Regions from separate parts of the Homo sapiens genome. Here regions 1 and 3 are each linked to region 2. The links are chromatin loops, found by intact Hi-C in ENCODE. Cell type or tissue: sigmoid colon. All regions are shown on one strand. Region 1 has its middle 57 kb from the start of LINC02580. Region 2 has its middle 21 kb from the start of LINC01819. Region 3 overlaps LOC107985876.

Region 1 (4,000 bases), 140 kb before region 2:
TCCCACCCCTCTGCCTGCATTATATAACATAACATGAAACAAGATGGAATAAAACAGAATCCAATGTGATGGGTGCCATATAACACAGTGGAAAGAGTCCTGACTTGGGGCCAGGTGTGGTGGCTCATGCCTGTAATCCCAGCACTTTGGGAGGCGGAGGCAGGCGGATCACATGAGGTCAGGAGTTCGAGACCAGCCTGACCAACACGGTGAAACCAGGTGTCTACTAAAAATACAAAAATTAGCCAGGCGTGGTGGCGGGCACCTGTAGTCCCAGCTAATCGGGAGGCTGAGGCAGCAGAATCGCTTGAACCCGGGAGGCGGAGGTTACAGTGAGCCGAGGTCACGCTACTGCACTCCAGCCTGGGCGACAGAGCGAGACTCCGTCTCAAAAAAAAAAGTCCAGAATTGGGAGCCAAGGAACCCGAGTCCAGCCTGGTTCTGCATGCCCTTGAGCTGGTCATTTGTCCCTAAGCCGCAGTCTCCCTCTCTGTAAAATGGAGGCCAGAAGTGGGGCAGGTGTGCAGTCATCCCTTGCTGGGATCCCGTCTAGGTTTAAAGTCCATGCTCTTCTGCGACACAACACTGTAATCTGTGAAGTGCACAAAACATTGCCCTGGTGCCACCCAGTAACACAGGGGTGTGTGTGACACTCGGCAGAATCACAGATCCACCCCTCAGGGAGAGGGAGGTCATGTGGAGGCCCTGAGACATAGCTAGTTCCCAGGGGTCCTGGAATCCCTCTCCCTATCTGCAGCCTGCACTAGGGGCACTCAGGTCTATTTTTAACTCAGTGCCCAGTAAATAAATGTGGCGTTGAAGCTGGGGCCCAATGGTCCATTTCCCCTCCCTCATCAATATACATCTCCCCCGCCCTGCCCACCACACACACACACACACACACACACACACACACACACACAAGTTGAAGTGGCCGCCCATAGGTAACCCCCAGTGCTGAGCCAGGGCTCCTGGCGATGTGGTTCAGGCTGGGCCTCCTTCGAGCTGGGGGAGTTGCTGGAGGAACCAGCCCTGCTCCTGTCCTAGTTTTAGCCCAGATTCTGCTTCCCATCAGCAAAGTCCAAGTCACTTTTCCTGGGAACTGGCAGGAAGGGTGTAGACAGGGTTGGGCAGAGAGAGAAGTGGGTGTGAAAAGACAGGGAGGGGCCGGGAGCGGTGGCTTAACCATGTAACCCCAGCACTTTGGGAGGCTGAGGCGGGTGGATCACGAGGTCAGGAGATCGAGACCATCCTGGCTAACACGGTGTAACCCCGTCTGTACTAAAAATACAAAAATTTAGCTGGGCATGGTGGCACATGCCTGTAGTCCCAGCTACTCGGGAGGCTGAGGCAGGAGAATCACTTGAACCTGGGAGGCAGAGGTTGCAGTGAGCCAAGATTGTGCCACTGCACTGCAGTGTGGGCGACAGAGTGAGACTCCATCTCAAAAAAAGAAAAAAAAGGGAGGAAAGTGGCCAGGAGGTGGGTGAGTAGGAGGGAGGAGAAAAAGGAGGAGGGCCTGACCATTCTTCCTGCCGCCCACTTCTCTGGGCAGCAGGGTCACCTGCACCGAGGCTTGCCTGGTTCGGGGCTGGGCAGGCAAGGCTAGGCAGTGACTCAGCCCCAGGCCCAGCCACCCACTCTCACAGGCCCCAAAACTGAGGGAGGAGGGCACAAATCAGGACCTGGGGGCTGAGGTCTCAGCCTCAAACAGAAGTCACTACAACGGGCAGTGGCTCTAGGCTGGGAGCAGTTTCTCCTGCCTGGGGCGTAGTGGGGCGGTGAAGAGGAGAAGGCAGAGTCTGAGGAAGGTGATGTCCAAAGTGAATCTTGAAAGCTGGGTAGAAATGCATCTTCCTTGACCTCTGTCAGCTCAGCTTCCTCCTCTGAACAATGGTATCTTTTTTTTTTTTTTTTTTTTGAGACAAGGTCCCTCAGTTGCCCAGGCTGGAGTGCAGTGGCGTGATCTCAGCTCACAGCAACCTCCACCTCCAGGGCTCCAGTGATCCTCCCACCTCAGCCTCCCAAGTAGCTGGGACTGGGACTACAGGTGCACGCCACCACACCCGGCTAATTTTTGCATTGTTTGTAGAGATGGGGCTTGCCATGTTGCCCAGGCTGGTCTTGAACTCCTGAGCTCAAGTGATCCTTCTGCCTCGGCCTCCCAAAGTGCTGGGATTACAGGTGAGAGCCATCGCACCCGGCCAACAGTGGGTATAATTAATGGGACTTTTTTCATTGGCATGGTCAGGAGGATAGGACACAGCCTCGCTAGTGGTAAGTGCTGGGTGCTGACATGTGGGCCACTGACGCTATGGGCAGGAGGGTTAGCGGGGAGGGGATTTCAGGCACAGTGAACAGCACAGACATGAAGGCGAAAAACGAAAGAAAACAAAATGCCACAGCCCTGAGCCATCCGGGGTGCTGGGAGCAGTGCAGAGTCACTGCCAACTTCTGTGTGTTGCAGGCAGGAGCAGGCGTGGTGAAACTGCGGAGTGGCCGCCAGAGCGATCAGAAGTCTAGCCAAAGAGGCGTGGACCCAAGAGGGCCAACCCTGGTAGGGGGAAGTCCCCAAGACTGGGCCACAAGGGCCTGATCTCAACTCCTAGGTGTTGAGAGAGGCCAGAGGCTATGTGGGGCTTTGATGCTCCTTCTGTGGGGTGAGGGTGGGTGAGAAATTTTGAGGAGGTGCAGGGGAGGAGTCTAGAGGGGTGTGTGTAGGAGAGAGAGAGAGAAAGAAAGGGAGAGAACTATAAAGTTGGAGGCCAATACCAAGGGGCAGCCAGAATTAATGCCTGTTCTGGAGAGGGAGCAAGCAGCACCGGTCTCTTTCCCAACCCCGGGCCGCTTTGCCCTCCAGTACCAGGAAGTGCCTCTGCGGGAGAGAGGCCAGGAGGCTGCTCCACACACATCCTGCTTTTGCTCAGTCTAACTCTCCTCCCTGGCCTGCCTCAGCCCTGCACCCAGACTGTTTCATCAGGTCATAGAGCGGCTGGGTGTGAGTGTGTGGGTGTTTGTGTGTGTGTGCACACACATGCGTGTACATGTGGCATTTCTAGATCAGAGAATGCTCAGAGGCCCTGCTAAAGGTCAGGTCAGTAAGGAGTGAGGGCATGGCCAGCCCCTCAGGTCCTGGCACCCAGATAGCTCCTTCCCACCCAAATCTGCCAGGCCTCGGGGGCAGTGGCAGCTGACAGGCCTCTGAGTCAGGATGGGTGAGGAGGAGGAGCTGAAGGGCCGGCCAAGGAGGAGTAAGTCGTCACCTGCTGAGTGGCGGGTCATTCGTTTAGCCCAGTGATGGGGAGCAGTGCTGCAGGGGGCAGGGGTCGGAGGGGAGGGGGATTTCTGCCATTGAAACAATAGGCACCCTAGTTCTGTGTTACTGGGGCTGGGGGCCAGGAGGCAGGATAGGACATGCTCTTGCCTCCCCACCTCCGCTGTGCTCAGCAGCTGGTGGAGACCTGGGAGGAGAATCCCAGGCTGATGCCTAGCGTGGGCCCAGTAAAGTCTTTGGGGATTTGATGCAACCCCGAGTTCCTGATGGCTCATGGAGAGGCTGTGCCTGCACCTCGTGGCGATGAGCCATCTGGGGCTCGCCCCGCACCCAGCACATGGCTAGGAGCATAGTGAACTCCGTCTCTAGGAATGGGCAGGACCCAGGAAGGCTAGTGAAAAGATGCATTTGAGGCCTGAGCTCTCTGTGTCCAGAAGCAGCCCCCTCAGGTTGTGGGGGGACACTCTGGGTCTTGCACCTGCCAAGGCCCCTGCCACAGAGAATGGGAACAGCACTGCTCCCCCAGGGCCACTCCAAGTTTTCTGGTCTCAAGATGCAGTCCCTGTGGGGCTGTGGGTGGGCCCCCTCTCTGCCTAGCCCAGTTCCAGCTACAGAAGCTGTGTGGAAACATCTCCCCTGAACCAAGTGCCTTTGAACTTTCCAGGAATGCTGGCCTGGGGCGGAGCAGGGGTGGCAGGGAAGGACAGGCGTGGGGTGGGATGTTCC
Region 2 (4,000 bases):
CTATGGGTGAGGGCAGGACCAGAGGGATGGCACATCAGTAAGTGAGTTAGAAGAAGTACAAGTGCCTGATACTATTTTGATCCCAAACTGTCTATGCCTGGACTGTTGCACAAGAGGAAAGAAACAGCGATCTTGTTTGAGCCACTCTTATTTTGGATCTCTGTTATATCAGCCAAGTCTATATCCTAATTAATACATCTTGGGACCTTCTCTTGGTACACATTGCTGTGGGCTGAAACTCTATCTCTTGTGTGAGGACTAATTTTGTTCCCTGCATCCAAATCCAGAAAAATTCTGCCTGTGGCCAGCCTCCCCTCTGCTGAGAGTGTGGCAAGACACCTAACAGGGCCAGATCTGCTCACCCTAACCTGAGAAGTTAATTTCATTTTTCCCCCTCTATCCTGACTCCATGCCACTGGTATGTTCAAAGGATTTTGCATACGGGTTAGAGCAGCCTTTGCTTCAGCTCAGGAGCTGCTATGGAGTGGAGGTCATGGCCCTCTCATCTGCTGGGGGTCCTGAGTGCTGGAGCCATGGAGAAATGTGAAGGTATCGCTCCCTCCTCCACTGAGTATGGGAGTGGTGCTCCTCGCATTAACGTAAGGGCTAGCGCAGCAAACAGCCCGTCTCCCCCTGAGACAGGGAACTAGAGGCCCAGTTACCGAGAGCTGAGCAATGGAACATTCAGGAAGAACTGCTCTTCTCCTGGTACCTGGGAATGTTCCAGCCCTAGGATCCCACCCAGATCCTCTGTGGCCTAAGGGAGGAAAAAGAAAGGGCCAGAGGGCCAGGTGTGGTGGCTCATGTCTGTAATCCTAGCACTTTGGGAGACCCAGTCAGGAGGATCCCTTTAGCCCAGGAGTTCGAGACTAGCCTGGGCAACATAGGGAGACCTCGTCTCTGTTATTTTTAAAACAGTTTTTAAAATATATAATTAGAAAAAGAAAGGGCCAGAGGGCAAAAGAACACTAGTGTGATAGGTCCTGGGCTCCTGAGATTGGGGAGAGGCAGTATCTGTGACGTGCTATAGGCCAGTGTAAGAGACGGGGCACAGAAAGTCATCGAATGGTTCTGTGTCTAACAATGCCCCACCCTCATTCCAAGCTTTCATAATTAAAGAAGCATAATTGAGTGGAGCCCAATTGGGAAAATCCAGAAGGAAACGTTGCCTCAGGACCACAAAAACAGGCTGAGGCTGGGCTGGGCTCTTCCTTTCTTTCTGTGCTGATTGTGTTGAAGAACAATGGCAAGCAGGCCCACGTTTCTCTTAGAGCCTTCCTTGGCTCCCAAGTGGCTGGCTTCACCCCTTCTTCTTTCCTTCAAGCCTCCTCCCTTAGTTGGGGGCTCCCTAAGAGCCAAAATGGTGCCTCTATCCTCAGACCGGAGTCAGAAGTCCCAGGGAGTCCCAGGGCCACAGGAGCCCACAAGCCCCACCTGAGCCAGCAGGAAGACAGTGTTCGGTTTCCAGGCTAGGCCTTTGTCCCCACCGCTAACCAAAACAATTCTCCACACTGGTTTCCCCTGACACCAGCATTGTAGCCAAGGAAGGAGCAGTGACTTTTTGATTCTCTCTCCAGTGGGGTACATTAAGCCCGAGGGACAAATGGGGCTGGTGACATGATAGCATGGGGGCGAGATGCTGACAGCTGACCCCTCCACACCCATGCCACTGTGAAAACATGCAGCCACTTGTAGCTTGTGAGGTGTAGCCAAGACTGACCACCCATGAGACCTGGGGTCACCTCCCCTCCCAGGACAGCCCGACTGACTTCCTTCTCTGCCGAAGCTGAGTCCTGATGTGCTGCTTGCCCCATCGGCTCTGCCCCTCCCCTCTGCTCTTGCACAATGCATGCTGGAGCTCTTGCGCCACGGTCAGCACACTCCCCTGTATCTTCAAGCTCTTTTTGGAATGTTGCCTCCTCCTCCAGGCCTTGAACCACCACCTCCAAGTGGAGGCTGTTTAATCTCACATTCTCTGCACCTCAGGGCTAAAAGATGTGGAGTTTTGGCCTTATTATTCCTCATTGTCATTTCCAGCACATTACTCCCAACCTCTTATAAAACCCTGCGCCACTGACACTCCTGCCTCCTGCTATGTTGCCCTCCCTCCTCTCCCTGTCAGCTCCCAGCTCCCATGCACTGGAAACTCCAGCTCCAACCTCCTCTTCTCCACTCCACCTCCTGCCAGTATCCTAGAAAAATGGAGGGACCTATGTCCGCACTCTGACCTCTGGCTTCCTTCACCCTCATCTCAAAGAATTCTGGCCTTAGCTATTCGTTTATCCCTGAAAACTTTACAGTCACCAGAAAGCCTCACTCCTTCTGAAATCAGAAATTCTCTCCTTCGACTATATATCACCCCCAAGCCCATTTGCTTCCTGGCCTGGGTGCCCTGCCACAGCTCTCTGTCCTCATGGAGCTCTCCAGTCCGTTGGTACCTTCACTCCTTCTCCATCCATCAACCCCTCCTGCCTTTACTTCTCTCCTTTCCCACTAAGATTCCATGGCTCATGAATGAATCAATGGCAATATTCACACAACAGAATATCCTAAGCAGGCTAAGCACATGAGCCACAGCAACTGAAACAATGTCGATGAATCTTAGCAAGATACAATTAAGCCAAAAACTTAAGTCCCAAAAGGTTATGTAGAGAATGATACCCTTTTAATGAAGGTAAAGACAGCTAATATAAAAATATGTCTATAATTTTTGAAAATATAGAGAGATGCGGGCTGGGCGCTGTGGTTCACGCCTGTAATCCTAGCACTTTGGGAGGCCGGGGTGGGCAGATCACGAGGTCAGGAGATCGAGACCATCCTGGCCAACACGGTGAAACCCTGTCTCTATTAAAAATGCAAAAAAGTTATCCGGGCTTGGTGGTGGGTGCCTGTAGTCCCAGCTACTCGGAAGCTGAGGCAGGAGAATGGCGTGAACCCGGGAGGCGGAGCTTGCACTGAGCCGAGATCATGCCACTGCACTCCAGCCTGGGCGACAGAGCGAGACTCCGTCTCAGAAAAAAAGAAAAAAAAGAAAAAAAAAGAAAAAGAAAATATAGAGAGATGCAATAAAACCATATAAAAAGGAAAGCACGGTTGCACCTTGTACACAGAATTCAGGATGATGACCACTTTGAGTGGAGAGAGGCAAGGGGATGGGTAGGGGAAGGGGAACAATATGGTGAAATGGGGGTCACTGTCAGAAGTTTTGTTTGGGTGGTGGTTTTGCAGGTGCCTATTACATCTTTAAAAATAACAAATTAGGTTGGATATAGTGGCTCACGCCTGCAATTCCATCACTTTGGGAGGCCCAGGTGGGAGGATTGCTTAAGGTCAGGAGTTTGTGACCAGCCTGGGCAACACAGCAAGACCCTGTCTGTGTTTGTCCCTTTGTATTGCTATAAAGGAATACCTGAGACTGGGTAATTTATAAAGAAAAGAGGCTTATTTGGCTCACAGCTCTACAGTCTTTACAAGAATGGCATCAGCATCTGCTCAGCTTCTGCCGAGGCCTCAGGAAGCTTTTACTCATGGTGGAAGTCAGAGTGGGGAGCAAGTGTGTCACATGGCAAGAAGGGAAGCAAGAGAGAAGGGAGAAGGTGCCAGGCTTTTCTTAAAAACCAGATCTCACGTGAACTACTTACCACTCATTACACTCAAAGCCATTCATGCGGGATCTGCACCCTTGACACAAATACCTCCCATTAGGTCCCACCTCCAGCTTTGGGGATCACATTTCAATGTGCAGTTTGGAGGGTATAAACATCCAAACTATATCAGAAAAGTTTATATATATTTTGAGACAGAGTCTTGCTCTGTTACCCAGGCTGGAGTGCAGTGGCACGATCTTGGCTCATTGCAACCTCTGCCTCCCGGGTTCAAGCAATTCTCGTGCCTCAGCCTCCCAGAAGCTGGCATGTGTCCCCATGCCCAGGTAATCTTTTTGTATTTTTAGTAGAGGCAGGGTTTTCCCATGTTGGCCAGGCTGGTCTGGAACTCCTGA
Region 3 (4,000 bases), 67 kb before region 2:
CTGTCCTGCCCCCTCACCCCAAGTCTGCCCTAGAGCAGCTTTGGCAATGATATCTTCCTGCATTGCATGAATTGGCTGGCACTGCCCAGCCTGGCCTGGGGCTGAGTTCCAGGATGGGAGTCATGTTGAGGGATGCATTAACCTGCTCCTGAGAGGGCAGAGTGGCTGGGCTTGGGTGTCCTCAATGTCTCTGGGGGCTGGTGAGTGGGAAGGGGGCCTCACCCCTATACACGGGGATGTCTGGCTGTGTTGGGGGCCGGGGGTGTTTGGAATAAGCGAGCAACAGCGGCACATCCTTGGCATGACGGGCCCGCTTCCTGGAAGGAGAGCAGGGAGGGGTGCTGCTGAGGGTGTCCAGGTTGGGCTGAAATGAAGAGCCTGTCCTGCTCACAACCCTGCTATTTGGAACCTGGAGCCATGACGTTCCTCAGAGTTTCCATTCTCTGTGCTGCAGCTGTTGGTTACGTGTTTCATTCAAAATGCTTTGCAGGAAGCAGCAGGCTTCACATTCCAGGGTTTGTAGTCATTTTTTCTCTCAGAGCTCTCGGGCTGGGATTAGAATGTTCTTCAAGCCACACTGTCCTCGGCTGGACTCCCCAAGAGGAAGTGGGTGGGTCTCTGGGGGAAGAGAACATAGGCCTAAATGCAGGGACGGAATGAAAAAAGATTGGCCAGGCGTGGTGGGTCACGCCTGTAATCCCAGCACTTTGGGAGACTGAGGCGGGCAGATCACCTGAGGTCAGGAGTTCGAGATCAGACTGGCCGACAAGGTGAAACCCCGTCTCTACTAAAAATACAAAAATTAGCTGGATGTGTTGGTGGGTGCCTGTAATCTCAGCTGCTTGAGAGGCTGAGGCAGGAGAATCACTTGAACCTGGGAGGAGGAGGTTGCAGTGAGCCGAGATTGCACCACTGTATTCCCGACAGAGCAAGATTCCGATTCAAAAAAAAAAAAAAGAAAAAAGATTAAGGCCAGCACAAGTAACTCCTAGAGAGGCCAGCTGAGTTGAGGCCCAGGTATAGTGAAGGGTAGAAAGCTGGTGGGTGGTGGCTCTTGCCCTCCCCAGCGTTAGGCCAAGGAGAACGCAGAGCCTGTGGTGTGTGCACGTGTGTGGTGGGGTGGGGGCAGGGGGCGTGAAACAGACTCAGTGCTGGCCTTTTATCCTGATGGACCCACACTCATGCTTCCTCTCACTGTGGTCACTGCCCTCGGGCTGAGGGAGAGGGTGACATGGGTGTCACTTGCTGAGGCGGCAGCAGGAGACGTATCCTCAGGTTTGGGGCAGGCAGGGGAGCACATTAGCACGTGGACCACATAGATACGTGGATGCAGACAAACAATGACGAATGTTTGCTAGAGTGTCTGCTATGCTCCTGGCACCCGGGTGGGTGTTGGGAATAATACCGCAGGTACAAGACAGACTCTATGGTTGCCATCACAGGAAGGCCTGGCAGAGATGGCCTGGAAGGTGTCCACTGGGATAAGGGAGGGAGAACAGATTCAGGCAGTGGGGGCTGGTAGGCGCCAGGCTCCAGTGGACAGAGATGGGAGCAGGCGAGTGTAGACCGCCGTCGTAGATCCCGGGAAGGAGTGGTACCCAGAGAGTATGAAGGAAGGGCAGAGCCCAGGAAGGAACTTGCAGGGGGTGTGGAGTGGCTGAAGATCTGGAAGGGGAAGGTGACGGACAGATTAAGTCCTGGGGTCCTGAGACAGGGCTCCCTCTCCAAGTCATGAAAAGCCCAGAGGTAGGCTCAAGAGGAGGAGGAGGAGGAGGAGGGGAAGGGGCAGGGGCCACAGGCAGCCACCCCTAATCCAGTGTCACCCTTTCCTTTGCGCTCCTGGGGCAGAGGGAAGGAAACCCTCCCTAAGGGTTAGACCCTCATTAGGCTCTAATGAGAGCCTAAGTCTGGCACTTTAGAGGTGACAAAGCACTTTTGCTTCCCGTGTAGGCAGAATTCTAAATATGGCCCCCAATATTTCCATCCGAACCCCTGAACATGATAAGACATCAAGCCCATGATCATGTGAAATTATATGGCAAAGGGATTTCAAAGACATCATTAAGGATAGAAATCAGTTGACTCTGAGTCCAAGAAAAGAAAGATGAGTTGGTAGGGGCCTAATCGAATCACACGAGCCCTTTAGAAGCAGAGGGTTTTCTCTGGCTGGGGGCAGGAGAGGAAGTCACAGATGTGAAGTGTGAGGGAGGGTTCGATACATCTTTGATGACTTGAAGAAGGAGGGGACCATGTGGAAAGGACTCGAGAGAGAGCAGCTTCGAGGAGCTGATAGAGATCCCTGGCTGACCGCCACCTCAGTCCTGCAACTGCAGGAGTGGAATTCCGCCACAACCCGAATGAGCTTGCAAGGAGATGCTTTCCCAGAGCTTCTGGAAAAGAGCTTCTGATAGGAGCCAGCCAGCTCACACTTTGATTTTCAGCTTGTGAGACCCTAAGCAGAGACTATAGCTGAGCCCACCTGGACTTCTGACCTGAAGTGTGAAATAAGAAATGGGTAGTGTTTAAGCTGCTTTGTAATAATTTGTGATGCAGCAATAGAAAACGAATATACTCCACTTTCTCATTTAACCCTGAGAAGGTCTTTGGGAAGCATCTGACGACTCCCTCTGCAGATGGGACAGGCTAAGTGAGGCCCTCGGTTTGCAGGTGCCCAGCTGCGGCTCAGGGCTGAGCCTAGCTGATTTTTTGGTATCACAAACGCTTTTCCCACCTGAACGGCCACAAAGGAACCACAGGCACTCAGCCTTGGCCAGGAGCACCAGAGGTGGGGGACCTGCATCTCACACTCCCCTTTCTAAGATGCACCTCAGCAGATGCAATCCTGCTGGAGCCTGCAGGGTACAAAGCCATCCCAGCCCCGCCACCTCCCTGGAGAAGAGCAGAGCTCTTGGCAGAAACCAGAGAAGGGCAGTGACCTCAGCCTCCCCCTTCCTCTCAGATGACAAGTCTGGGCTCTGTTAAGGCAAGAGACAGGAACTGAGATCCAAGGAGCCATGAGGTTCGGCTTCCCCTCCCCAACATCCAGTAAAAAGCATTCTCTGACTTGTCGGGATGGGGATTTTTTGAATTTTATACTCGTTTTCTGAATCATTTGTTGGGCACAGTTGGGCATCTCCTAGGAGTCCAGAAATGTTTGCAGGGAGGGAGGTTTTGTTCCTGCTTTATTGATTAAAAAGCCCTAATGAAGGTTTTCTCATTCCTGCAGAGGCCTTTTCTAAAAACCTCCTTAATTCTTCCCAGATGGCGTCCAGTTCTCCCTCCCCAGCAGGGTGGGGCTTCAGAAAGTAGGAGGGCTTTGTGTCTGGCCGACTGGGGATCTCAGCTCTGTCACTTAGTCCCTGAGGGGTGCGTGGGGGCAGGCAACCTCCCCAAGCCTCAGTTTCTTCAGGAGTTTCTAAGATGCAATGAGCCAACAGATATGCACAAGGTCCCTGGCAGGCAAGAAGGAAGCACTCACTATTGCTTCCTTACCCACGTGCCTGAGCACAACACAAGAACTACCTTGGAAATATTTTTTCGACAAAAGAAAACAATTTTGATTCTCATGACAGGCAGGCCTGGTTGGCCAGCAGCAAGAGTCTTCTGTCAGCAAAGTTTGCCTTTGTGCTTCACCTTGCCGAAGCTACTTCCTCCATCTGTGGCGCATTTCCTTCTTTCCAGCCCTCCCTGGCCAGATCCCAGGCCCTGGGAGCGGGGACACACTTGAAACCTCGGCAAGAGTCTTCGAGTTCAGTATTGCAAAGGGAGGTCAGGGTTGAATGGTGGAATCCAAGGCCCTGGAGCAGATGGGCCAGTGTGGGAATATTTTCGGGCAGGGGAGGAGGATGTTGCCAAGGTCCCTCAAGGTGTCTGTCGGGTGGGGACCAAAAGCAGTGGTTGTGCAAGCCTCTCTCCTGCTTGGGTTTATCCTGACTGTCTATTTGCAGGTTTGGAGGTTTGAGCTGAATCCTCTTAGAAGTAGCTTTTGCTGTCCTTGACA

What was found. A loop is a pair of places that touch in the nucleus more often than their neighbours do. Peaks named below come from ENCODE experiments on the same cell type or tissue, not always from the same donor. Only the 100,000 strongest peaks of a DNase experiment are listed, where the experiment ranks them.
Region 1: it touches region 2 in a loop (2.0-fold over the local background); 3 of 110 quality-filtered maps call a loop at or near these places.
Region 3: it touches region 2 in a loop (1.9-fold over the local background); 12 of 110 quality-filtered maps call a loop at or near these places.

The regions. Positions count from the first base shown.
Region 1 is chr2:43,157,585-43,161,584 of GRCh38, reverse strand. No RefSeq gene overlaps it. Among named protein-coding and RNA genes, the nearest start is that of LINC02580, 57 kb to the right of the region's middle. RefSeq lists silencers at 2,966-3,035, 2,883-3,078 and an enhancer at 3,293-3,811. In sigmoid colon, no CTCF peak of the experiment used is centred here; DNase peaks (open chromatin) are centred at 2,494, 2,894, 3,204, 3,792 and 1 weaker place; H3K4me3 peaks cover 693 bases; H3K27ac peaks cover 4,000 bases.
Region 2 is chr2:43,016,319-43,020,318 of GRCh38, reverse strand. No RefSeq gene overlaps it. Among named protein-coding and RNA genes, the nearest start is that of LINC01819, 21 kb to the left of the region's middle. In sigmoid colon, no CTCF peak of the experiment used is centred here; a DNase peak (open chromatin) is centred at 1,858; H3K27ac peaks cover 971 bases.
Region 3 is chr2:43,083,174-43,087,173 of GRCh38, reverse strand. The region is part of intron 2 of LOC107985876; the gene reads left to right. LOC124907756 (a long non-coding RNA gene) reads right to left here. Exons shown (of 2, transcript XR_007086299.1): 2 at 3,074-4,000. Among named protein-coding and RNA genes, the nearest start is that of LINC02580, 17 kb to the left of the region's middle. RefSeq lists enhancers at 1-143, 144-683, 2,233-2,999, 3,000-3,766. In sigmoid colon, no CTCF peak of the experiment used is centred here; DNase peaks (open chromatin) are centred at 473, 2,333, 2,923 and 3,708; H3K27ac peaks cover 3,763 bases.